3 separate regions of the Mus musculus genome follow, and all the other regions are linked to region 1. Evidence: chromatin loops called from intact Hi-C (ENCODE). Cell type or tissue: heart. All regions are shown on one strand.

The links. Peaks named below come from ENCODE experiments on the same cell type or tissue, not always from the same donor. Only the 100,000 strongest peaks of a DNase experiment are listed, where the experiment ranks them.
Region 2: a loop joins it to region 1, with 2.5 times the contacts of the local background. A loop is called at or near these places in 7 of 42 quality-filtered maps.
Region 3: it touches region 1 in a loop (2.8-fold over the local background); 5 of 42 quality-filtered maps call a loop at or near these places.

The regions. Positions count from the first base shown.
Region 1 is chr16:17,272,031-17,280,030 of GRCm38, forward strand. Tmem191c (transmembrane protein 191C) reads left to right here and starts at 4,270. Exons shown (of 10, transcript NM_177473.3): 1 at 4,270-4,438; 2 at 4,604-4,727; 3 at 4,807-4,857; 4 at 4,932-5,009; 5 at 5,164-5,220; 6 at 5,312-5,371; 7 at 5,498-5,562; 8 at 5,639-5,711; 9 at 5,821-5,861; 10 at 5,942-6,631. The coding sequence starts at 4,284. The coding sequence ends at 6,146. In heart, a CTCF peak has its summit at 4,225 (motif pointing left); DNase peaks (open chromatin) are centred at 4,261 and 4,851; H3K4me3 peaks cover 2,485 bases; H3K27ac peaks cover 827 bases; H3K27me3 peaks cover 2,858 bases.
Region 2 is chr16:17,149,339-17,157,338 of GRCm38, forward strand. It overlaps Ube2l3 (ubiquitin-conjugating enzyme E2L 3), which reads right to left. Exons shown (of 4, transcript NM_009456.2): 4 at 2,677-4,944. The coding sequence ends at 4,790. Among named protein-coding and RNA genes, the nearest start is that of Ydjc, 6.4 kb to the left of the region's middle. In heart, no CTCF peak of the experiment used is centred here; no DNase peak of the experiment used is centred here.
Region 3 is chr16:16,892,482-16,900,481 of GRCm38, forward strand. Top3b (topoisomerase (DNA) III beta) reads left to right here. Exons shown (of 18, transcript NM_011624.3): 18 at 1-505. The coding sequence ends at 415. It overlaps Ppm1f (protein phosphatase 1F (PP2C domain containing)), which reads left to right and starts at 3,988. Exons shown (of 8, transcript NM_176833.4): 1 at 3,988-4,143. In heart, a CTCF peak has its summit at 4,021 (motif pointing right); DNase peaks (open chromatin) are centred at 110 and 4,140; H3K4me3 peaks cover 1,353 bases; H3K27ac peaks cover 1,714 bases.

The sequences.
Region 1 (8,000 bases):
GGCTCTAAACCAAAGCGTGCATGCTGCCGTCAAAGCCCCACGTGTTGAAGCAGGCAGCGAACCAAAGAAGTTTGAGTCGCCTAAAAGGAACAGAAATGACTCAAAGACAGCTGCACCTCAGAAAACCCACCCTGGCATGGGTGACAGCTCCTGAAAGCTGGGAACTGCAGTGTACCACACAGCCTGCAGGCAGCTCAACAGATGTAGAGTCTCTTCTAGGAAACTGAGTTAGTCTGAACCTCTTCCAGGTAGCTTGGCTGGTCTCTGTCTCAGCAGGATTTTACTCATGGAACCTTGAGGAAGGAAGGGTCTCATGAATCTGGTCAGCTTCAGGCACTTCCTGAGTCTTTTGTTGATTAGGTTTGGTTTGGTTTTCTCTGTGTAGCCCTGGCTATCTGGGAACTTACTCTGTAGAACTTTCTTAGAGTTCCACCTGCCCCTGTCTCCCAAGCTCTGGGATAAAAGGTGTGTGCCACCACCTCCCTACAGCCCTTGACTTCTTGAGTCTTTTTCTTTTTTTTCTTTTTTTTTTTTTTTGGTTTTTCGAGACAGGGTTTCTCTGTATAGCCCTGGCTGTCCTGGAACTCACTTTGTAAACCAGGCTGGGCTTGAACTCAGAAATCCGCCTGCCTCTGTCTCCCAAGACTTCCTGAGTCTTAACAGCTTCACTTTAGAACATTGAGTCTTGAGGAACTTCTCTGAGGGAACGGTTTCAACAATGGCTTTTAAGGTAGAGTCAAATGTCATTCTTTACAATGGTCACAGGTAGGATTTGAAGCTATTATCGTCAAAGGCTGGCCCAAAGAGCCTGAGATGGGAGATCACAGGGTGTTTTCAGAGGGGCACCTGACAAGGCTATTGCTGATGAGACAAGAAGCAGAGTTAACGGAGATGCTCATGTGTGTGTGTGTGTGTGTGCGTGTGCGTGCGTGTGTATGTTCTTGCACGTGCATACATTTTTGAGTGTGTGTATGCCCACTCAAGGTCACACATAAGCCTAGTTCATTACTACGTTAGCAATCAGTATCTATAAATGAAGGGCTTATTTATTTGTGTGTAGACCCTCCACAGCAAGTGTTGACAGCAGTTGAGAGATCTCAGGAAGGGAGGGGCTCCTTTCCTTTCCCATATCCTAAGTTGGTTTCTCTACCTTGCCCCATTGGCTACCTTTTGGTGTGAAACAGTGTTTTCTTCTGCCAGTTTTTATCTGGGGATGGTGGTCTAAAGCTTTGGACACGAAGATAAGATTGCCAGTTTGGAGGCTAACCTGGTCTACAGTAGCCAAGGTTACTTAGCAAGAACCTTATTTTTGTTTTATTTTATAAGCAACACATTTGACCATTAAAAAAAAAAAAAAGGCCAGCCCCAGAGGTGAAGCCTGTGGTGTGAGCACAGGCAGTGGAGGTGGGGGAGTCCTAAGTCATCCTTGGTACACAGTTGAGTTTCAGGCTAGTATGAGTAACATGAGACCCTGTCTCCAAGGTAATAAAAGAAAACAAAATCAAACAAAAGAAAAAAGAATCCTAGATTAGCAAAACTCAGTAAGTAAGCTGCAGGTGTGCTGGGTGGCTTATGAAGTGAGCGGTCAAAGGCCGAAGGGGAGGAAGGGACGCTGGCTGAGGGAGAGTTGCTTTGGGAAGAGCCTGTGAACAGAAAAGGCACGGAGAGGGAAGCCCAGGGGTGCGTGGCTCAGAGGGAGACACTTGTCTGGGAGGCTCACCTCCAGCCCAGCCCAGAAAATACAAAAATCAAGTATTCACACCTTCTCCCAAATTACTGGGGCCAGAAGGGCTTCAGAGGCCTGGAGCTTTGAACTTCTTGTGTGGACGAGATGAGGCAGCACTGGAGTCTGGGAATCCGAGTTATGTTGACAGCACTGGGGAATCCCAGCTTAGCCAGAGCTATCAAAACCCACAGCCCTTCCTGTAAATCAATAATTGATGTCTTGGTGCGTGATACTGGGAATTGAACCTTGTGTGTGCAGGGATTCCATTGACCAATATCCCAGCCCATTCATAGCAAAAAGCACTCATTGTTTTTGTTTTTGTTTTTTTGGAGGGGCTGTTTGAGACAAAGTCTCACCCTGTAGCAAAGGCTGGCTATGAATTTGCAGCAGGATTCCTGCCCCAGGCTATCTAATGAAGCTGTAATGGTTTATTACAGCATCCAGAAAGTATGTCCTCTAAATTATGGAATAAATTAGCTTCTTAAAATCTTTAGAGAGATTATATCACCACAGAGTGTGAAAAGGTCCAGTGTGCAGTTAGGAGCACTTGTTGCTCTTCCAGAGCACTGACTTTAGTTCCCATCACCCACATAGGTGGCTCACAACTGCTGGAATTCCAGCTTCAAGGGATCTGATGGACTGCTGAGGCATTTGCACAGATGTGGTATACACACACACACACACACACACACACACACACACACACACACACAGAGAGAGAGAGAGAGAGAAATAAATTGAAGAAAATGATTAAGCAGGTTCCTAGGGAAGTAAGGGGTTGTGTCAAGACCAGCCTGGCTGCAGAATGAGACCCCTTGAGCTAACAGAACCCCTAGATCACAAAACTACATCCCTCCTTTTCTTACTCATACCACACAAGCCCAATCAAAGGTTCTCTAGAGCTGAAACCATGGAGAAAAGAGACCATCAGGCCACCCTAGCACCCAGGTCCTCCCAGGTCCTTCAGCACCACTCAGCACGGCACTATGCTAGGGAAAATCCAGCCACTGAGACCACGACAAAGTTTCATAGCACATGGGGGAGAAAAACATTAAAAATTTTAATTTTAAATGTTTTTCTCAAGCCGGGCACGGTGGCGCATGCCTTTAATCCCAGCACTTGGGAGGCAGAGGCAGGCAGATTTCTGAGTTCAAGGCCAGCCTGGTCTACAAAAGTGAGTTCCAGGACAGCCAGGGCTACACAGAGAAACCCTGTCTCGAAAAAACAACAGCAACAAAAAAATGTTTTTCTCAAAAGTTTAGCACTCCCTGCTTGGTCACTCAGAATCTAAGGTGAGGCACACCTGGTTTAGCCTGTAGTTACAGTAGTTACAGCTACTGTGGCTCTTAAGATTTATTTATTTTTATTTATTATTATTATTATTTTTTTTTTGAGACAGGATTTCTCTGTATAGCCCTGGCTGTCCTGGAACTCACTCTGTAGACCAGGCTGGCCTCGAACTCAGAAATGCGCCTGCCTCTGCCTCCCGAGTGCTGGGATTAAAGGCGTGTGCCACCACCGCCTGGCTAATTTATTTATTTTTAAAGACTTATTTATTTTTATTTATATGAGTACATTGTCACTGTCTTGAGGGCATCAGATCCCATTACAAATGGTTGTGAGCCACTATGTGATTTCTGGGAATTGAACTTATGACCTCTAGAAGAGCAGTCAATACTCTTAACCGCTGAGCCATGTCTTCAGTCCTTCTTTAAAAAAAAAAAAAAAAAAAAAGATTACACACACACATACACACACACTCACACACTATAGCTGTCTTCAGACACACCGGAAGAGGGTATCAGATCCCATTATAGATGGTTGTGGATCACCATGTGGTTGCTGGAAATTGAACTCAGAACCTCTGGAAGAGCAGTCAGTGCTCTTAACCATTGAGCCATCTCTCAAACCCTCTCATTTTTTCTTTCTTTTTTTCTTTGGTTTTTGTTTGTTTGTTTGTTTTTTCGAGACAGGGTTTCTCTGTGTAGCCCTGGCTGTCCTGGAACTCAGGCTGTAGACTAGGCTGGCCTTGAACTCAGAAATCCGCCTGCCTCTGCCTCCCAAGTGCTGGGATTAAAGGCGTGGGCCACCACACCCGGCCCTCATTTTCTTTTGAGTCAGGGTCTTGTTTAGACCTCTAGGCTGACCTTGAACTCTAGGTGATCTTGCCTCAGCCTCTAGTATTTTGGGATTACAAGGTACGGACCATCAAGTCTGGTCCTTCCTTAGAACTTTAGTAACTTTTTACCAATCAGATCTGGACTGTGATATTTTTGTTTTTTGTTTTGTTTTTCTTTTTTTTGAGACAGGTCCGCATGTAGCCTTGGCTAATTTCAAACTCCGTATGTAGCAAAGGATGACCTTGAACTCCTGATCTTCGTGCCCTCACACCTCCAAGAGATAGAATTACAGATGTGGGCAACCAAGCCCGGCTTTGTATACCTGAATTGGTCGGGCGTGATCCGTCTCGGTTGGGTTCGGGCGCCCTCTGCTGCCTATTGTGACGCGGGCCACCAAGTTACCCAGGCGGTGGAGGTCGGGGCGGAGCTCTGGAGCCATGACTGAGCCGCAGGAGCAGCTGCTGCAGCTGCAGAAGGACAACCGAGATGGCCGCCTGCGGAAGCAGGAGCTAGAAGAGCTGGTGCGTGGGCTGGAAGCCGAGAGCGAGAGCCTCACCGGGCGCCTGGAGGAGCTGCGGGAGCGCGAGCGCAGGTGCGAGGGCACCGAGGCCCCGGCAGGCTTGTTGGCAGTCTCGCTCCAGGCAGTGGGACCCTAGTCTGGAACTCTCAGGCTGGTGGCGGCTCCTTCCCAAAATATCTTGCTCCCTGGTTTTATCCCAGACCAATTCTCCGCCCCCTCTCCCCCTCCCCCGTGTAGCCTGCAGCGGAGACGAAGTCAAGCATCACGAGCCATTCGAGGCGAGGCATGTGAGGCGGCACGGGAGCGTGCGGAGCGGGCTCGTGGGCTGCTGGAGGCGGCGGAGCAGCACCGGCAGGACCTGGTGCGGGCAAGAGCAAGAGGCGGCTCCCGGGGTGGCTAGGCTGGAGGAGGGGCCTAGACAGCCTGGACCCTGTTCGCAGGAGCAACACAATCGGAAGCTGCAGGAACAGTGGGAGGAACTGTCCAGTCAGGTACGTGCAGTGTCTCAGATCATGCCCTAGTCCCCAAGATCCTTGAGCCAGGCACTCACGAGTTCGGTCCCCAGCTTTTCTACTATGGAGGGGAGCAGCTAAGTCAACAGCGAGCGGAGCAGCAACTAGGGAACCAGCTTGTGGCGCTGCAGGTACTTGGGCGGGGCTGTGGGCGGAGTATGGCTGTGGGCAGGGTTATGTGCATTTGTGGGCAGAGTATCAGCCTTCAAGGCCGGGGACCGAGCCTCGAGGCCCAGTGGTGTGCGAGGACTTCAGGTTCTTGACATCACTTGAATCCTCCCGAAGAAACATCTGGAGCTGGCGGAGGCCAAATTCAGCATGCAGGCAGAGGACCTGCGGCAGGTGCGAATGGCGCTGGACTCTGGGGGGGGGGGGGAAGGCGTGTGGGGAGGGCCTGTCATTGCGATGCTCATACCAAGCCCCTGGCTTCTAGGGTGCGCAGCGGACAGAAGAGGCCTGGGCCAGCTTCCAGGAGCAGAGTGGAGTCCTGCAGGTGTGACCCCTCGTTTCTGACAGCGGTTCTCTTTCGAATGCCCTGCGGCCTCGACTCTTTCTTCCTTACTCTCTGACTCGCGATGTAGCGCATCCTCTGCCCTGAATCCCTATTGCCATCCTTCAGGAGCTGCAGGGGAAAGTGATGGAGGCAGCAGCTGCGCTGGAGGCTACGCGCGGTGGCTCGGAACCGTAAGAATTGGGACTTGGAGGGCGTCGGAAGGTGCTAGGCCCAGCCTGGTGGCTCATCTCCGCGCCTGTCCTGCAGGTGGAACTCAGAGCCTCGTCCGGTGCAGGACTGCGCGGGCTCACTCATGGAGGAGGTGGCCAGGGCTGACTGCGTGAGCGTGGGCTGGGAAGCGCGGGCTGAAGCTGGTACCTGCCCACTAGATTTGGCTAGAGCCTAGCGGCTGCCCAGGCAAAAAACTGGATACAGCCCTTTCTCTGCAGGAAAAGCGACTGTTCGGTGGTACAGGCGCGGGAAGCCTCAGGTGAGTGGCTAGTGGGGGTTGGGCGGTCCGGGTTCCGGGTCCCAGAGCCACCACCCACCTGTCCGTTGGTGGTTCTGCAGGCTGTGGGCGCTGAGCGCACTGCAGACGTTGCTGCTGCTCCCGCTGGGTTTCCTGGTGCTGCCGCTGATTTACGTGGTGCTGGCGAAGCCTGACGCCGTTGGCCCGGGGCTCCAGAGTCTCGGCTCTGACGCGGTCTTCCGCCGGCTGCGCTACACGCTGTCGCCTTTACTTGAGCTGCGTGCGCGCGGATTGCTGCCTGCCTAGAGTGCATCATGTCGGCTTTGGCCGCTTGTACCTCTGTCTCCTTTGTGTTTTCTGGGTGCCTGCTTATATGAAAAGGGTGGGGGTGAAGTTCGTCTGTTCCGATATCACCTGAGTGCAGGGGTGCCTGTCTGTGGCGGGGCTGCTTGTGTCCAGGCCGCAGCCTGACCCCTCTAGGGGGCTCTTCTGAACCTGAGCTTTGGGTAGGATGGGTGTGGGTGCTGGCCTGTCGGGTCCCCTCCGTAGTGGGTGGATTATTTTCCCTGGATGCGGATGCACAGTTACTCCAGATCTACTTCAACGTTGGGGTTCCCTCTTGGGCAGGTTCGAGTTCGCCATACCTCCCTCACAGCATCTGAACACACCGGGTAGTGTATGCTTGCCACCGTGGGCTTTGTGGGGAACATGCAGTAGATAAGGATTGCCCTGCTGAGTGGAAATTAATCTGGGTTGAATTTCCAATAAACTCTAGACTACTTGTTTATTTATAGGTGTGTGGGGTTTCATCCCAGCTTTGAACTCACTATACAGCTGAGTGACCTTGACCTACCTCCCTGCTCCTGAGTGGATTATAGGCATGAGCCACCAGGGATGGTTTATTCTGTTCTGGGGATTGAACTCAGCTCAGCACTTGTGAATGCTAAGCTATAACCACAGCATTTAAACAATTACAGCTTTTTCTGTTAAGTTCATTGGAGACTCCCTTAACGGCCTAACAGAGTGGTCTGTAAAGTACCTTGGAATGGTCTGTTTAACTTGGAGAAAGCACCTGATGTGGTTTAGGTTCTGTAGCGTGCAGCGACCTATCAGTTGTATGCACTGGTGTCTCTCACTGCCTTGCAAACATAAGGTCCTGTGTCTGACCCTAAGAACCTATGTAAAAAGGCTGGATGTGGTGGTAATGTCAGTGACCCCTTGTTGGAGAGGTAGAGACAAGTGTGAATTAGTGAGCTCCAGCTAATGGGAACTGTCTCAGGAAACTGGGTGGTCAATTTCCAATATTCACACACAGTGTTTGACAACATCCCGGAATTCCTGCTCAGGGATTCTTACTGCCCTCTTGTTCCCTAACTGAGCACCAGGTATAGTCATTGTCTTACTTAGGGTTTCATTGCTGTGAAGAGACGCCATGACCATGACGATGCTTATAAAGGAAAACATTTAATTGGCACTGGCTTACAGTTTCAGAGGTTTAGCCCATTATCATCATGGTGGGAGGCATGGCAGTGTCCAGACAGACATGGTGCTGGAGAAGGAGCTGAGAGTCCTACATCTTGATTCACAGGCAGCAGAAGGAGACTGTGTGCCATAGTGTTCAGGTTGAGCATTTGAGACCTCAGAGCCCACCCCTAGAGTGACACACTTGTGACAAGGCCACACCTACTCCCACAGGCTACACCTTCTAATAGAGCCACTCCCTATGGCCAAGCATTCAAACAAATGTGTCTATGGGTGCCAGACCACCAAAGTTATAGTGCACAAACTACATGCAGACACTCATATAATCTTACAAAAAGCCAAAGCCAGCTGGTCAGTAGTGGCTCGAACCTTTAATCCCAGCACTCATCAGGCAGAGGCAGGCAGATTTCTGTGAATTTGAGGCCAGCCTGGTCTACAGAGTGAGTTCCAGGACAGCCAGGGCTACACAGAGAAACCTTGTCTAGAAAAAGCAAAAAGCAAACAAAACTAGACAGAGTGGTGCCAGGGTCCTTGGGGTGACTGCTCTAGCCTTTCACCTCACCCCCACCCTGCTGCCAGTCCCATCTGACTGATATTTGGGGGGCTTTGGGGGATGGGCCTTGTGCACAGCAGGCAAGTGCCTTAACCACTGAACTGCAGGCTCTGCTCCAATTTAAA
Region 2 (8,000 bases), 120 kb before region 1:
TTCTGGAGTGTCTGAAGACAGCTAGAGTGTACTTACAGATAATAAATAAATGAATTTTTAAATGTCTTTATTTATATGATGAGTACACTGTATCTGTCTTCAGACACACCAGAAGAGGACATCCGATCCCATTATAGATGGTTTTGAGCACCATGCGGTTGCTGGGAATTGAACTCAGGGCCTCTGGAAGAGCAGTCAGTGTTTTTTAATCGCTGAGCCATCTCTCCACCCCCATTCTTTTTTCTTTCTTTCTCTTTCTTTCTTTCTTTCTTTCTTTCTTTCTTTCTTTCTTTCTTTCTTTCTTTCTCTTTCTTTCTTTTTTTTTTTTTTCAAGACAGGGTTTCTCTGTATAGCCCTGGCTATCCTGGAACTCACTCTGTAGACCAGGCTGGCCTAGAACTCAGAAATCCGCCTGCCTCTCTGCCTCCCAAGTGCTGGGATCAAAGGCGTGCGCCACCATGCCCGGCCCTTCTCTTTCTTAAGGGAGGGGGACAAGATTCATTAGGGTGCTCTGGGGAGGCACATGATAACCATAATTTTGATTTAAAAAGAGGTTATCTGGGGGGAGGGGCAGCAAGATGGGCTCAGTTGGGTAAAAATCCTTGAGTTTGATCCCTGGGATTCTGGTGGAAGGTAAGAATCAACTTCTAAAAGTTGTCCTCATCTGGGTGCCACAAACCCACACAGACTTTATATACATGCTATAGAAGTCGTTTTAGTTGTCTTGGGAAAAAAGTAATCTGTTATATGTAAGCCATTTCAGGGGACAGATGGAAAAAGGAGTGTTACATTTCCCCAGGAAAGTAGTCTTCTGCTGACATGATAAACTAGGATTCTAGCGATGTCTGATGACGTATGGATGCTCTGTGGGCAGTAGGGAGTAGAAGGGAAGAGCACACCTCACACTGTTTCTGAGGATGGAAAACATGATCCTCCTTTTGGTAGTGGGGACTGAGTCTATAGTTTCACACACGCATGCTAGGCAAGACAGCTGGGCTGTCTTTGATACTCATATTGCCAATGATGACACTGAACTTCAGGTCTTTCTGCCTCCACTTCTCAAATGCTGGGATTGCAAGTGTGCACTGCCCGTCAGTCCCAGGTAACATGGTTTTAGGATTAAGCCCAAGGCTTCCTATCAACTAAACTACACCTCCAGCCCTTACATGTCCCAGGCCCCCACTAGACTTAGAAGTGGGAGTTGTAGAGCGGGGCTTTGAACTTGACATGACTTACATCCATCCTGCAGCTGGGGGCTGGGAGGAAAGGAAGCTCTCTCTCATTTGGCCTGGTAATGGCCTGGTAAGACTTTGTGGCTTTCAGAAGGAATGGCTCCTCCTCTCTTGCCTTCATTCCCTTGATAGGCTCCAGTCTATTATAACCTTCCTGGACCTTGGCCTGGGCAGGTTCAACTCTGCAATGTCTGTGACCAAGTTTTCTATTCACTTCCTCATGTTTCTAGAGACAGCTCTTGGAGTGTGACTACAGCGGAGTGCTCAGAAGGCTTTGCCGAGTTCTGTTCTGCTGGGATACTGCCCAGCTTACAAACGGAAAATCAGTGTGATCTAGGCCACACTGGAGGAAAAGGAAGGTCCCCTGAAAGCTTCCTTCCCTGCACCTTGGGCATAGCACTGGGTATGTGGTCTGTACTCTGTTTTCCCAGGATTGCTGTCTGAAGAACTGAACTGTGTAGTCATCCAGGAAACGCCATTCACCAGGCATAGCCTGGGCTGGGCACCCTGTTGCAGTCAATCTCTTCCTCAGCCTTATTCTCTGTAGTAGTACTGAGAGTAAAGGGGTAGTACTGTTTGCTCACACTGGACATGAGCAGGGCAGGAAAAGCCAAACTTGACTTCTCCCTCAACTAGACTGCACAGCATGTTGTGTGGGGACACATCTCGTAGGGCTAGAGAAAACGACACACCAAATAAAAGTTGAGTGCCTTACAAGCTGCTTACTCAGCAGTGGGGGAACCATGGGTCTTTGGCCACAGGAGCCTTGGGAGTAAAAGGTAAGGATAAAGGGGATATGGGACTTATGAACTATGCACTCCCTTGAGAAACATGCTGGGGAGGGAGAGTGAATGAAGGAGTATGATTGGAAGTTCAAACCCAGCAGTGCCCCAGGAATGTTTGGAGGCAAAGGTAACATGACATTCTAGGATGTATTCCTACAAGATCGGCAGATACAACTAAGAAGGTACCCTCAATTCCATCTGGTGCCCACATGTCACAGGCCTGTGCCCAACTGAGGTTAATGCATGCTGTAGTGCCTTAGCAGTAGCTCTCTGGGAACCTCAGAGAGTCTCCAGATAATGACTAGGATTCAAGGAAAAGGCCTAAGATATATAATCTTGCGTTCTGAGACCTTGATCAATCCTCTCTTCTTGACTTGTTCTTCTCAACTTTGCTAAATTAAGTTCATACTTTCTTGGAGCTACAAGGATGGAAGTAACAAGGGGCCAGTCTCCTTGATAGCCATGGGGTCTCTTGAGATTTTCCCAGTGTTGACTCCCCTATCTACTTCTACCTGGCAGACAGAACCACCTGTACACCTCTTTTAGAGGCTGAGAAGTGGAGGAAAGATTAGAGGCCCAGTCACTACTCTCTAGTCTCCAAATAGCCGCTCCCCACCCCCCAGCAATGGCCATCCCCAAAGAAACCCATACACCCAATCTAATGTCTGAGAACATTTTTATTAAGGACAGAATGGGGTCACAGCATCTTAGAAAGCCTATTCTCTGCCATTGTGGGAAGAGCAGGACGAGACCCGGGCACTTCAAGGAACCAGGGGGATGTGGATTCCTGAGCCAGCTTGGGTCAGGCGTGGGTGGCTGCTCCACAGGTCTCCCTGCCACCTTGCTCAAAGCCTGCTCAGGGCAGGGCTGGACAGGACAAGGCATGCAAGCCCAGAGGGACACCACTGACTCCAAGGCAGGGCAGGCCATGGTTGTCAACAATGGGGCTGAGAGTCCCTGAGAGGGGCTGCTGGCATAAGAGTACCCTCCCATAGTGAGCAGAGAGCAGTGACGGGTAACAGGCAGGTAGAGCTAAGCAATGAGACAGCTGGACTATCTCTAGATTCAGAAAAGCAACATGAACAAAATGGTGGTTTGCTTCGACAATTCTGACAGAGTTTGGCATTTTATTACAAATCTGAATATGAGTGAAATAAAATCCATTGTCACTTTTCTGCCAATGAAGAGACAGATGTAGAAACACAGGCCCAGGGCTCTGACCATCCTGGGCATATGGAAGTCTCCAGAAACCTGCCCCATGCATAACTTGAACTAAAGCATAGTTCATTTATGCATCACAGGAGCCAAACACTTGGAAAACTAAATAGTGTTACACTGCCTGAGAGGACATGTCTTACTTCTTTTATAGGCAAAACCCAGAGCTGTCTCCCAAGTCTGTAAGCCTAGGTAGCCCGGAAGTTATAGAACTAAGGTTAAAGCAGAAAGCAAGGTTTCTTGAGGCAATCTTCTCCACAGGATTAGACCCCTAGTAGCAGAAGTGAGTTGGTGAACATGGGCAGTCAGGCCATCAGCTTCCTCAGGGTGTCACTACTGCGTCAAGGACAGTCCGTCCCACTTCCCTTGAAAAGACATTTAACATTCAAATCTTGACAGAGTTCATTTGATGATAAATTCTAAGCTCAAATTTTATTTCTACAAAAAAAAGGCAATCAAAACAATATAAAACACACTGAAAGGATATTGAGTGAGCTTCAAGTGGAGCCGGACTGGAAAGGTTTGGAGTCCAGAGGGAGGGAAAAGCCACCCTGTTCCTGGGCTGTCCCAGCAGCTGCTCTGAGAGAGGCAGAGCCATCGTGGCTGACCCCGCTGAGGGTAAGCCGTGAGGAGGGTGGCAGTGGTGGCCTGCTGTGCTCAGGAGTGGGAGCTCTCCTTGGCACATCCTATCAGAGCTTGGTGGTAGAGAAGCTTGAAATTTCAAAAGAATATTCTGGCCTTTTTTTTTTTTTTTGGTCTGTGATGACCAGGTCTACCACAGCTTCAGGAAGGGCTGCTGACTGTGAGAAGTCCATCACACAAGCGCACTGTATTCTCTGCTGGCAGACCCTCCCTCCAAGGTCACCACAAACCTGCTATAACAGGTTCCCTGCAGAGACCCAGCCAGCACAGTCTGACTACAGATAGGGACCATGGGGGTCTGTCTGTCGGGTCTATTATTATTGTGGAAACCCTTTGCTAAAATTTTACGTAAAGACGGCTTCTCTTTGTTTGCATGGATGTTCCTTTGGGACAGGGCATTGATACTGTTTTATAATTTTTTAAAGACATCACTAAGCTGGAATGGGGTGCGTGAGCTACTCATTACCCACAGGCAGTGTTGGCACAGGAAACGTTGTCAGTGCTGCGGCCACCTCTGTGGGGAGCTGGGGCCTTGGTCTGTGGAAGTGGGAATCGAAAAGTGGGGAGAGGGGAAGGGGGAAGAAACCACAACAACCTTTTTCTTTAAACCTTCTGGGCTAACTGCAACTTTGAGTAAATTTGGGCAAGAAAAGAAATGCCATTCTTTTGAAGTAGACTAAAGCAGTGATTTTTAAAACAAAGCAAGCAGAACTAGAACATCTGAATTTTTTAATCCTTCTTTACAGGTTACCTAGACCACTTTTGATTAAGAAAACTGTAGAAAGTTAGTAACTGCCACAAGCGGACGCCAGTTGGTGGCACGTGTCAATTTCCACAGAGTCCTGCTTTGCGGGGTGTCTGAATGCACTGCTCGGGGTCTCTGCTCAAACTTGCTGGAATCACTCATGGCAGATTTTAGTCCACAGGTCGCTTTTCCCCATATTTCTTTGTAAACTCTTCAGCATTCTTACAGAATTTTTTACGGTCCTTAGAGTATTCTTCAGCTAGGTCAGCCCGGAGTGGGTGCTCAGGCTGGGGGTCATTCACCAGTGCTATGAGGGACTGGATTACTGCGAAGAGAAAGATAAGGCATTGGGGTTAAAATGGACTCAAATAGCACAGGCAAGATGCTACTAATCTCAGGAGAGAGAGAAACTGAAACTTCTCCCTACACTGACTCAAACCCAGCTCGCTCCCTTTTTCTGATTTGTAGTTAGAAATCACAATTTCTTGAATTCCTGACCCTTCTGAGTTTTGGGTTACAGCCCAATGCCACTATATTTGTTTCTATGAAGTCAGGGTGACTCCATACACAGCACATTCTGGCTGGCTCTGTACCAAGTGAACTATGTCTCATGCCCACAAATGTGTTTTAAAGACAAAGTGGCCTTCTGTGTATTCAAAATTCTGACCACCAGAACTCAACTTCTGTAATCAGGAGAGACAGATTACAGCTTAGTTAGCGGCTGACAGATCCCAGCCTCACCTTGGTGGGACACACATTTTACTGGTGAACTGTCATGTGCTGTTTTGTCTCACTGAGAAGCTGGCTTTGGAAGAGAGGCTGCCTGTCCCTCCAATTTCAGAACCAAGCATGATGACATCAGGTACCCTCCAAGGTCCCTTATCTGAGGACGAACACTATGCTCCCAATGCAGTGACAGCAAGTAGAGAACAACAAGAAAGCCTAAGAGAAAACACAGCTGTGCCTTGAAGACAGAAGGTGAGTCATTCCCAACAATAAGTTTCTACTTTATCTCACCATACAGAAATGCCTGCAGTGGGAAAGAGGTGGAAAGCTGGAAGCTCAGTCATCGAAAGAAAGCCTAACCGGGAACTGCAGCTGATATGTTAGTTTCTGTTGTGCTGAAGTTCTTTCTATGTGCAATTTGTTTGTATATGGAATTCTCACCTGAAGAGACTGCTCTGCCTGGGCTTCCCTCGGTAGACTCCAACTGGCCACCTTTAAAGGAGCCCTACCTCACTCATGTGGGTGCCACACTACCTAGAGCCCTCATTCCTCATCTTCTGAAAGAGTCTCACTATGTAGCATGGCTGGCCTGGAACTTACTAAGTAAGCCTGGCTACTCTTGAAATCACAGAGTTCCCCTGCCTCTGCCCCCGAGGTCTGGGACTAAAGGTGTGTGCCAGCACACCCAGCACTATTTACTCTTTTACTCTGGCTTGCTATATACTTAATACATTCACTCATTCAAAATGAAAACAAGGGTAGCACAGACCATCTTCTAGACAGTATCTGGACCTCCTGGCTCCAGTCAGTCTCATTCTCCAGTGCTCTGCAGAGAGTAGGCCTAGTCACTTTTATACTTGTCTATACATAGGGCCACCTCTCTAGGCAGTTAGTGGTGGCAGGTTCCTACTCTTGTATGATACACTCTACTCAGGACACTTCTAATCATTGGGTGGGGGTGGGGGAAGGGAAGCATATTATGAAGCTGCATCTGTCTGTTAACAATGACCCCAGCTCAGAGGAACTATAGGGACAGGACTTATCACAGAAGTGCTGTACTGATTGAGAAGTTACAAGGTACACAGATTCCCAAATTCATAAGCTCTAAGTAGATGTGCTAGCATCACCACTGAAATTACATCACTTAAAAACATAAGACAAAGCCGGGCGTGGTGGCGCATGCCTTTAATCCCAGCACTCCGGAGGCAGAAGCAGGTGGATTTCTGAGTTCGAGGCCAGCTTGGTCTACAGAGTGAGTTCCAGGACAGCCAGGGATATACAGAGAAACCCTGTCTCGGAAAAAAAAAAGAGAGAGAGAGACAAGGGTCCATAGTTCAAGGCCAACTTGGGCTACATATCCACAATCCATGAGCTGTGTACAGAATCACATTATCATGTTGTTTTTATGAGAGTAATTATTTCATATAGCATCCTATTTATCAGGTGTATATATCTTCTACCATATATTCATACTTCATCCCCCCCCCCCCCATCCCCCAGACAGGGTTTCTCTGTATCGCCTGGCTGTCCTGGAACTCACTTTGTAGACCAGGCTGGCCTCAAACTCAAAAATCCGCCTGCCTCTGCCTCCCGAGTGCTGGGATTAAAGGCATGCGCCACCACGCCGGCTCATACTTTTTTTATGGCTTAACAGTATGTCACTGTATGGAAAGACCACTGTTGTCTTTGGTCACACTGATGTAAGTTAAGGCCATGGTCGTCTGGGAAGAGGGACCACTTTCTGCTGGCCTGTAGGCAAGTCTACAGAGCATTCCCTTGACTAATACTTGATGCGGGAGGGCTCAGCTCATTGTAGGCAGTGCCACCCGGACAGATAGATGGTGCTACTGGGGTGTATAAGACAAACAGCAAACTGAGCAAGCCACAAGGAGCAAGACAATAAAATAAACACCACCATTTTGCTGTCTCTACTTCAGTTCTTTTTATTTTTTGAGATGGTTTCTTTGTGTAGTCCTGGCTGTCCTCAAACCCAGAGATCCACCTGCTTCTGCCTCTAGGGTGCTAGGATTAAAGATGTGCGCCCCCACACCTGACTTGCCTTTCATGATGTAAGCTGAAATTAACTCTCCTCCCCGTGCTGCTTTTGGTCATAGTGGCTCTGTTACAGAAACAGAAAGGACACTAGGTACCACATTATGTACATCCATTGATTTGAGTTGCTTCTCTCTCATGCCTAGTATGAGAAGAACTGCAATGAACATGAATGCTAGTGTTTTAGGCCAGCCAGAGGGATCCCTGCTAGATAAAAGCTCTCGCCTCCAAGCTTCACAACCTAAGCTTGATCCCTGGTATTCACATGGGAGAAGGAAAGAACTGAGTAGTCCCTCAAACTGTCCTCTGACCTTCAATGCTTGCTTGCTTGCTTGCTCTCTCTCTCTCTCTCTCTCTCTCTCTCTCTCTCTCTCTCTCTCTCACACACACACACACACACACACAAAAGAATGTAATTTTTAAAATGTTTGTGTGAATCCATGCTTTCATTTTTGGGGCGCACATTCAACTAAAAGTTGACCTGCTGGATCACAGGAGCATTTTTTCACATTGCTTACTCCACTCCATTATGCCTAGGTTATTGCATGCACATTCATGTGTATGTGTGCATGGGTGTGTGTGTCTTCATGTTAGAATGCACAG
Region 3 (8,000 bases), 380 kb before region 1:
GTGCGTGGAATGCGAGAATGGAGTCCTTGTTCTGGACCCCACTTCTGGTCCCAAGTGGAAGGTGGCCTGCAATACATGCAATGTGGTGGCACACTGCTTTGAAAATGCCCACCGAGTACGGGTATCTGCTGACACCTGCAACACCTGCGAGGCTGCCTTGCTCGATGTAGACTTCAACAAGGCCAAGTCTCCCCTTCCTGGCAATGAGACACAGCACACAGGCTGCATCTTCTGTGACCCCGTCTTCCAGGAGCTGGTGGAGCTTAAGCATGCAGCCTCCTGCCACCCCATGCACCGAGGTGGGCCTGGAAGGAGGCAGGGTCGTGGGCGGGGCCGGGGCCGGAGACCTCCAGGAAAGCCCAACCCTAGGCGGCCAAAAGACAAGATGTCAGCTCTGGCTGCTTACTTTGTATGACAACCTATCTTTTCCCCACTCCAGACACATCGTGGTTATCTTTGAGCCACTGAAACCATTAAAATGCTTTTTATTTTGTATTCTCTGGAACAAAGAGCCTGGGACCTTTTACTGGTGAAACAGAGGGTTCCTATGTCTGTGGGAACCTGTGAGAATCAGCTTTATCCCTCCATCCTGTTTAAAGTACACCCTGTTCTGCCCACACCATGGCAGTGCCAACAAGAAAGCACTACATCTGGGACTAGGGGAGCAATATGTCTGTAGCTCACACTAAGTATGCACATGTGCAGTGGTGTGGCTGTGTGCAACACAGCAGGAAAGTGGACGTTAGCAACCCAGAGAAGTCTTGGCGAGCCAGGTGGAGCAGGCACCTTTCCCAGACCCTTGCTAAGCACCTGTAGCCTAGCTTCCTGATCCCTAACCCAGATTTGTATGTCTGCCACTCAGAAACTCCAAGCATGTCGAGCCTGCGTGTGACTCTGGTGACATTGTGGATTTATTTTAACACTTACTCTCATCATGTGTCTGTATTGCCTCAGACAGGTAGCTAAGTCCTCCACTGAAGCTGGTCAGAAGCCAAGTTTAGAAAATATTCTAGAAGGCAGGCTGATCTGTGGTGCAGCTGAATGTAGCTATGGACCACTTTTCTGACTATAACCCCTTCCTGTGTTCCCTTCTCCACCCACCCATTATGGCTTCCCTTTTTAAGTGCGATAGAAACTGCCTTTTGGCCATGTCTTACCATGTGGTACCAGGGGCCTAGCAAGACAGGTGCCTAAGATTGCTCTGTAAAATGTTTGCTTGAGAGGCGGCCAACAGCATTCCTCATAGGATTCCTCCATCTGCAGTAGATTCACAGTTACACAGGACAGGGAGACTCATCAGAAAGCCATAAGGCAACTAGTTGTTCATGTGGTTGTCTGGCCACATAGCCCCACCAAGACTTTTCACCTGAACCCTGACAACCATAAAAGACCATACAACCAAAGACGATACCTTGGGAAAGCTTCCCACAGGCAGTGGCCCAGGAAGCTGTATAGAAGTTGTTAGAATGTGGCACAGAAGTAATAAGCTACAGGACAGAACAGACACTTGGAATCTATCCTCTCCACTCCAGTCAGAATCTGGTACCTGAATAAGCTACATCTCAATTGAGTACCTAGCACAAGGCTGTGACTTTGCTATTCTGCCCATTTGGCCCAATTCCATCGTGAGCAGACTGCAGGAACACAAACAGCTCAGTTATGTGGTTAGTTTGGGCTTGGGGAAAGACTGCCCTACAGGCCTTAAACCCAGACTAGTTATTCCATCTTTAAAATTCTATACTGAGGTTTCAACCTACATGGGCCTCTTAATGTACCCTTTGTTTTTTCCTGCGGTTGCCCCCTTTATGTGGAACTCTAGCAGATACCCTTAGCTATCTAAGCTGTACTCTATAAACTCCTGACCCCGTCACCTTCCCCCTCAGACACATACACACACACCCATCAGTACAGCCTCATTATCATTGCTAACCTGTCAGCCAAGAACAATTAGGACTAGAGGTGAACTGTCTTAGCAGCTGTGTTCCTAGGCATCACCTTTTCTGCTCTGGAAGCTGATGAGATCAGAGCTGCAGGGCGACCTGTATTGTGGGAGGCATGCAAGATCTCACAGGCTAGCTCTCCAGTGGTTTGTCCCCCAGGCACTGCAGGTCCCGTTTCTCTTACCTTGAGATTGTGGTGCATACTAACATGAGGAAGTCTGTTTCGTCAAGTACAACATCCTCCCAGCACTGTAGAAGGCACCGTGGACCTCTTCTATACATTCTAGCCCTATGGGAAAAATTAATATCCAAGAGAGAGCCAAAATTCCATTAATCACCTTTCCTCACTGTGATAAAACACCTGAGCAAAATTTAAAGGAAGAAAGATGGATTTGGGCTCAGTTTGAGTCATCTCTGGTAGCTAAGAAGAGGAGAGAGGAAAGACTGGCAAAATAGACCTTTCCAGGGACTAGAGCTATACACTCTTGCAGGGCACACATACTCATGACCTTCCTCCATCCTAGTTTTCGTTGTCTCCTAATAATGTCATTATTATGAATGATGAATCCAATAGACTGATCTGCTGATGTTAGCGTCCTGATGATCCATTCACCTCCCAAAAGCTCAAGTTTTCAAGAGACTTCCAGATTTCAAATCATAACAGCTCCCTTTAAGCAGAAGTATTACCAAGTTGTACCCCCATTGTAAAGAGCCTGGAAATTCTAGAACAAAGGGTTTGAGGTCCTTTCCTGAGATTTTTAAAGCCTAAGTAATACAGCCAGTCTCTGAGTGATAGAGGCTAGTGTGGTAGGGAGTGTTTGCACTCACTCTCATAGTGCTCAGAACAGGTTTCTGGGAAAGGATTTTGGGAACTGGGAGAGGACACAGATGAGAGACCTGGAACTGAGCACTCTGAGACCTCCTGGCTCTACCCCACAGCTTGGCATGTCTTGATGAAGAGGTTTGAGCTAAGCTGGTTGGTATAGCTAATATTGGGAATTTAACAAGAGTAAAGGCTTTGGCATAGTAGACTACAAACAAGACAATCATGGTGACAGCAACCTCAGGAAAGGGTACATTACAGATATGTCCTTGGCCTAGAGCCTAACAGGGCCAGGTTCCTAGTGCCTGCTTTTGCTGTCTTCTCTGTATCACCCTCTACCTCATCAGGTTATAAATGACCTCAAACCTTAATCAGGTTGAATGAACCAGGACTCTACTTGCGTAGCAGACAGACATTCTCCCCACCATGCCAGTACACACACCCATCTATTGGTTCCCCAGGCTCATGGGTTCCCTGAAACCTAATCAGGTGACAAGTTCCTAAGACAATGGGGTCTGATGGCATGTGCTTGTCAGCACAGTTCTGAGACATAAACAAAACAAACAATTGGGTTTTTTTGTTTGTTTTGTTTTTGTTTTTCGAGACAGGGTTTCTCTGTGTATCCTTGGCTGTCCTGGAACTCACTTTGTAGACCAGACTGGCCTCGAACTCAGAAATCTGTCTGCCTCTGCCTCCCAAATGCTGGGATTAAAGGCTTGCGTCACCATGCCGGAACAATTGTTTTAAAAGCCAGGTGACAACCTGGAGCCAACCTTGTCTTTAAGACTGCCTTTGCTACCCAGTGCACTAAGAAAAGTGTCTCATTTCCTGCTTTATAGCCCCAGAGCTCAAGCTGCTCAACGAATTCTCAGTGGCCATGCAGTCCTGCTGAGCACAAAGGGCCTGGAACCCTTAACCACAAAGCCCCTGGGGCCTGTGGTTAAGTGGGCAGGACCACAATGAAACTTGAAGGGGTACTCTCCACACTGTACACAGGCAGTGTACACGTTCATTGGTATAAAATGAATATAATGTTATACATGAAAATATTTTCTAAAGTCTCTGATGGGTGGCCAGTCCTGAGCAGTATGAAGCCGCATCACTGCCCTGAGACTGATCACCACACACGTTGTGAAGCAATGACTGAGCATTGTGAAGCAAGGACTGCTTTCTGCCCAGTCAAGGCTGGAGAAGTGTAGCAACGCACTGGCTATTGGGGCTCTTGTCGTCCCTGAAACAAGAGAGCAGAGGGACCAGCAGGAGGCAGCAGAGGTGCGCCCGAGGCCCGACTGCGCTTGCGCAGAGCCTGCGGCGCCTAGGACGGGAAGTAGGCGGGGCTGCCCAGAGCAGCTCGTGGGGAGCACTGCGGCAGGCTGGCAGGTGAGGCCCGCGGGGTGCAAGGGATGAAGAGCGAGGGTGAGGGTGGAAGACTCGGACTAGGGTGGGGGTCATGTGGGGGCCTGAGATGCACGAAAGTGAAATGAGACTGAGGACGAAATGGAGAGGTGAGAAAGCACTAAGGCCAAGACCGGTTTCGGGTGCCTGAGCCCATGGGACTTTGGGGGATAGCTGTGAGCAAAAAATCTGAGCAAGCCGCCGCCGGGCCCTGGTGGCAAGGCGTCGGAAACTAAAGGCACGGAACTGGGAATCCATTGACACCCTCCCCCAGGGCTGTGTCTGAACCGAGGTCCAGGAGGAGGCTGAGAGCTGTGAGGCAAAACAGTACCAAGGAGTGACAATCCTGTTTTCAAGGATCATTCCCTCTTATCTTCCAAAACATGAGGGCTAGGCCCACGGCCCTACCCTCAGCCCTACTAGTGACGACCCGGACTGGGACCACATTTTCAACCTGAATGCCCAGCCCAGTGGCGTCCCTAAGTGTATTTAAAGCTAGTGTTTTACTTACCACCTGGTTTCAAGACGCAGGCTGAAGCCATTGGGCTAGATTGCAGTAGAGCCTCAGTCCTGAGAGCCTTGGGCTTCACCGTTACAGTTGTGTGGTCTCAGGCCAGCCCCCTAAGCTCTCCGTATAATGAGGAGAAAAGGGATTGTAAGGATTTCTGCAGACTAACATCTAGTGAGGCCCAGTGGAAGGCAGTGGTCTGCCCTACCAAGGCCGCCTATTTCTAGGCCCCTTGATTAACAGATGTGTTCACAATGTGCCCTGGGACAGCCCTGTGAACTGTTCCCACCTAAGGAACTGAACGAGAGCTGCCTCTACCTCATGGTCTCAGTGTTCATATTCCTCCCATCGTCAAATTTTACTTTTACTCAGCGGCAAACTGGGATGGAAGTGGCCAAGTCACTGGGCACCAGATTCCTCAACTGAGTCCTGCTTTGGTGACAACTAATATTTGTGACCTTAGAGTAACACTTTCCTCCTACCACCTGGTTTTTTTTTCAACTGCAGTATGACCTGATGGCATGTTTTCCCACACAGTTCTGAGACATAAACAAAACAATTGTTCTAATAACTGTTAACCTCCCACAACAGATTAATTTGCAGAATTCCTCTGTGATGTTGCCTGAAGCCAGTCTTTTCTGGAAGACTGTCTTTGCTACCCAGTGTACTAAGGGAGAGTTTTCATTTCCTGTGTGATCCCCCCAGACCTCAGGCTGCTTACCTCACTCTAGTGGCCATGCAGGCCTGCTGAGCACAAACAGCCAGGACACTGACCACATGGAGCTTAGGATCCCTTTCAAAAGAAAAATGGCAGCACAATAATATGGCTGCACAGAACAGCCCATGAAAGATAGTGGGGGGGGGGGGTGTAGACATGGCTGGGGTGGAGTCCATCTATGTTCAGCGTGCATATGTTCTGTAGGTTGAATTTCCAGCACCAATAGAAAGAAACATAGTCTTAAAGTGTGTTTTGGCATTTTTGTTTTGTTTTGAGACAGGGTCTCATGGAGCCCAGGCTGGCCTCCAACTCATAATATAGCTAAGATTGAACTTGAACTTGTAATCTATCTCCATTTGGCTCTATCTTCCAAGCACTGGAATTGTAGGTGTTCACCACCATGTCCAGTTTTATCGAGGAACCTAGGGCCTGTGCCTTCAAGGCAAGTATCACCAGTTGAGCTACCCGTCCAAACCCTACTCCACACCCTTTGGTTTTTGTTTGTTTGGGGGGAGGGTATTTTAGTTTTTGCTTGGTTTGGTTTTGATTTGGTTTTTTTTTTTTTGTTTTTGTTTTTGTTTTTTTTGAGACAAGGTTTTACTCAGTAGCCCAGACTAGCACCAAACTGATGTCAAGGCTCCGTCGGTTTCCCAAGTGGTTGGTAATGGTTTCCCAAGTGGTAGGATTATAGGCATGAACCACCATGCCAGACTAAAGTGATAGTTTTGTTGTTTTTTTTTTTTAAAGATTTATTTATTTATTATATGTAAGTACACTGTAGCTGTCTTCAGACACTCCAGAAGAGGGGGTCAGATCTTGTTACGGATGGTTGTGAGCCACCATGTGGTTGCTGGGATTTGAACTCTGGACCTTCGGAAGAGCAGTCGGGTGCTCTAACCCACTGAGCCATCTCACCAGCCCAAGTGATAGTTTTTAATGTATATTTTGCTATAATCTTTATAATAAGCATTTATAAATATAAATAAAATCTTTTCCATGTATGTAGTAAGATATTGGTTAAGATCTAGAAGGATTTATACCAGACTATTCCTAGCAGCCAGTTACAAATAGAGAAATAAGAGTTCTGGGGGGAGAGGGGGTTGGGGTAAAGCTCTCTTGATAGACTGCTTGCCTAGCATGCATGATCAATTCCAGCACCACATACACCAGAAGTGGTGCATACCTGTGATCCCAATACTGGCAGGGAGGAGACACAAAGACCCTAAGTTCAGAGTCTGAGGAGCAACTGCTAGCTCATACGTACAGAGAGGCACACATACCAGAACCGGGAGGACCCAGCCAAGTGTCAATCTGGCCAAACCAATCAAAGCAGTGCAGCCCTGCTTACTGACTTACACACACTCATGCACATGGCCCTCTCTTTCTGAGTCCTTTGCAACTGTGGATTCTGTTGAAATCAAACAGCTCCCCCAACCCAGCACTCTGCCCACCCCAGCTTCTCCCCAGACTCCGTTGTCCATCTGACTACTAGCCAGCCAGCTACCACCGTCCCATCCAGCAGTCCTAATGGGGCCATGCCCTTCACCAGTTCTTTCTGCCACCATCAGATCCTTTTTCTCCAGGTATGGGCTTCAGAGCAGGGTTGTTTTGTTCCCTTAGAGAGGCATGCATCAGATTTAGGGGCTTATTGGAAAAAAGGTAAATGGGAAAGAATATCACTCTTTTTCTTTGCCTCAGCTAGACCCCAAAGAAGGAAAACTATGACCTGGTTCTTCATTTGTGGCCCAAACCACACAATGTGAAATGAGTCTGAGTGGCCGCAGCAGACAGAATTTCTCTGAGTACACTGCCTTTCTAGTGCAAGTAGACAGTCCATCCAGGCCCTGTGAGCCAGCAGATGCAAGCAGAGCTTTGCCCAAGAGCGTGCTGTGCTGTGCTGTGCTGTGCTTGGCACCCAGGCCCACTCAGCATGCATGATGCAGATGGCCTTGGGGCCCATAACAGGTCCTAAGCCTGGAGCACAGGCACAGGGCAGTAAGAGCAGTATAGCCAGGTACATTAAAGGATTTTTAGTGCTGCAGAGCCAAGATGAGTCCAGCCTCCAAGGAAGACAGGTAGACTGTGGGGAAGGGATCCAGATCCAGGAAGTAGCCCAAGGGCAAAGGTTAGAAAGAGGCACCTGCTTTCTAAAACATCTGGCAGAGCTAGTACCAGATAGGGTGATGTTGTGGGCAGGGATTTGCTGGTTGGGGCTGCTGTGTACTCTGGGGCGAGCATGCTCTCCTCTCGCTGTGGTCTCAGTCATAACTTCACATTAGCCCGTTTAACACTGCTGAAGGTTTTGGTACCTCTAGGGCCTGTAGAATTGCATGGTACAAATAGCCGAATGCTCGTCAGTTGCCTGAGAACAACTTCACAGTAGTCACACTTCTGTTCCTGAATACCGAGGAGCTAGAGCAGTTGGTGGGCAGGGTATGATGTAACAGTTGGCCTGGTCCTCTCAGTAATTAATGCCACCTCTGACTCTTGCTCTGCAGCTCTGCCTGTGTACAAACTCTCTAGGGCTCACTCTCTTCTTTTCAATCTTACCTTTGGGTAGACTGCATCTCTGCCTGGTTCCCATTCTGCTCTTTCCTTCTTTGCTTTAATTACACT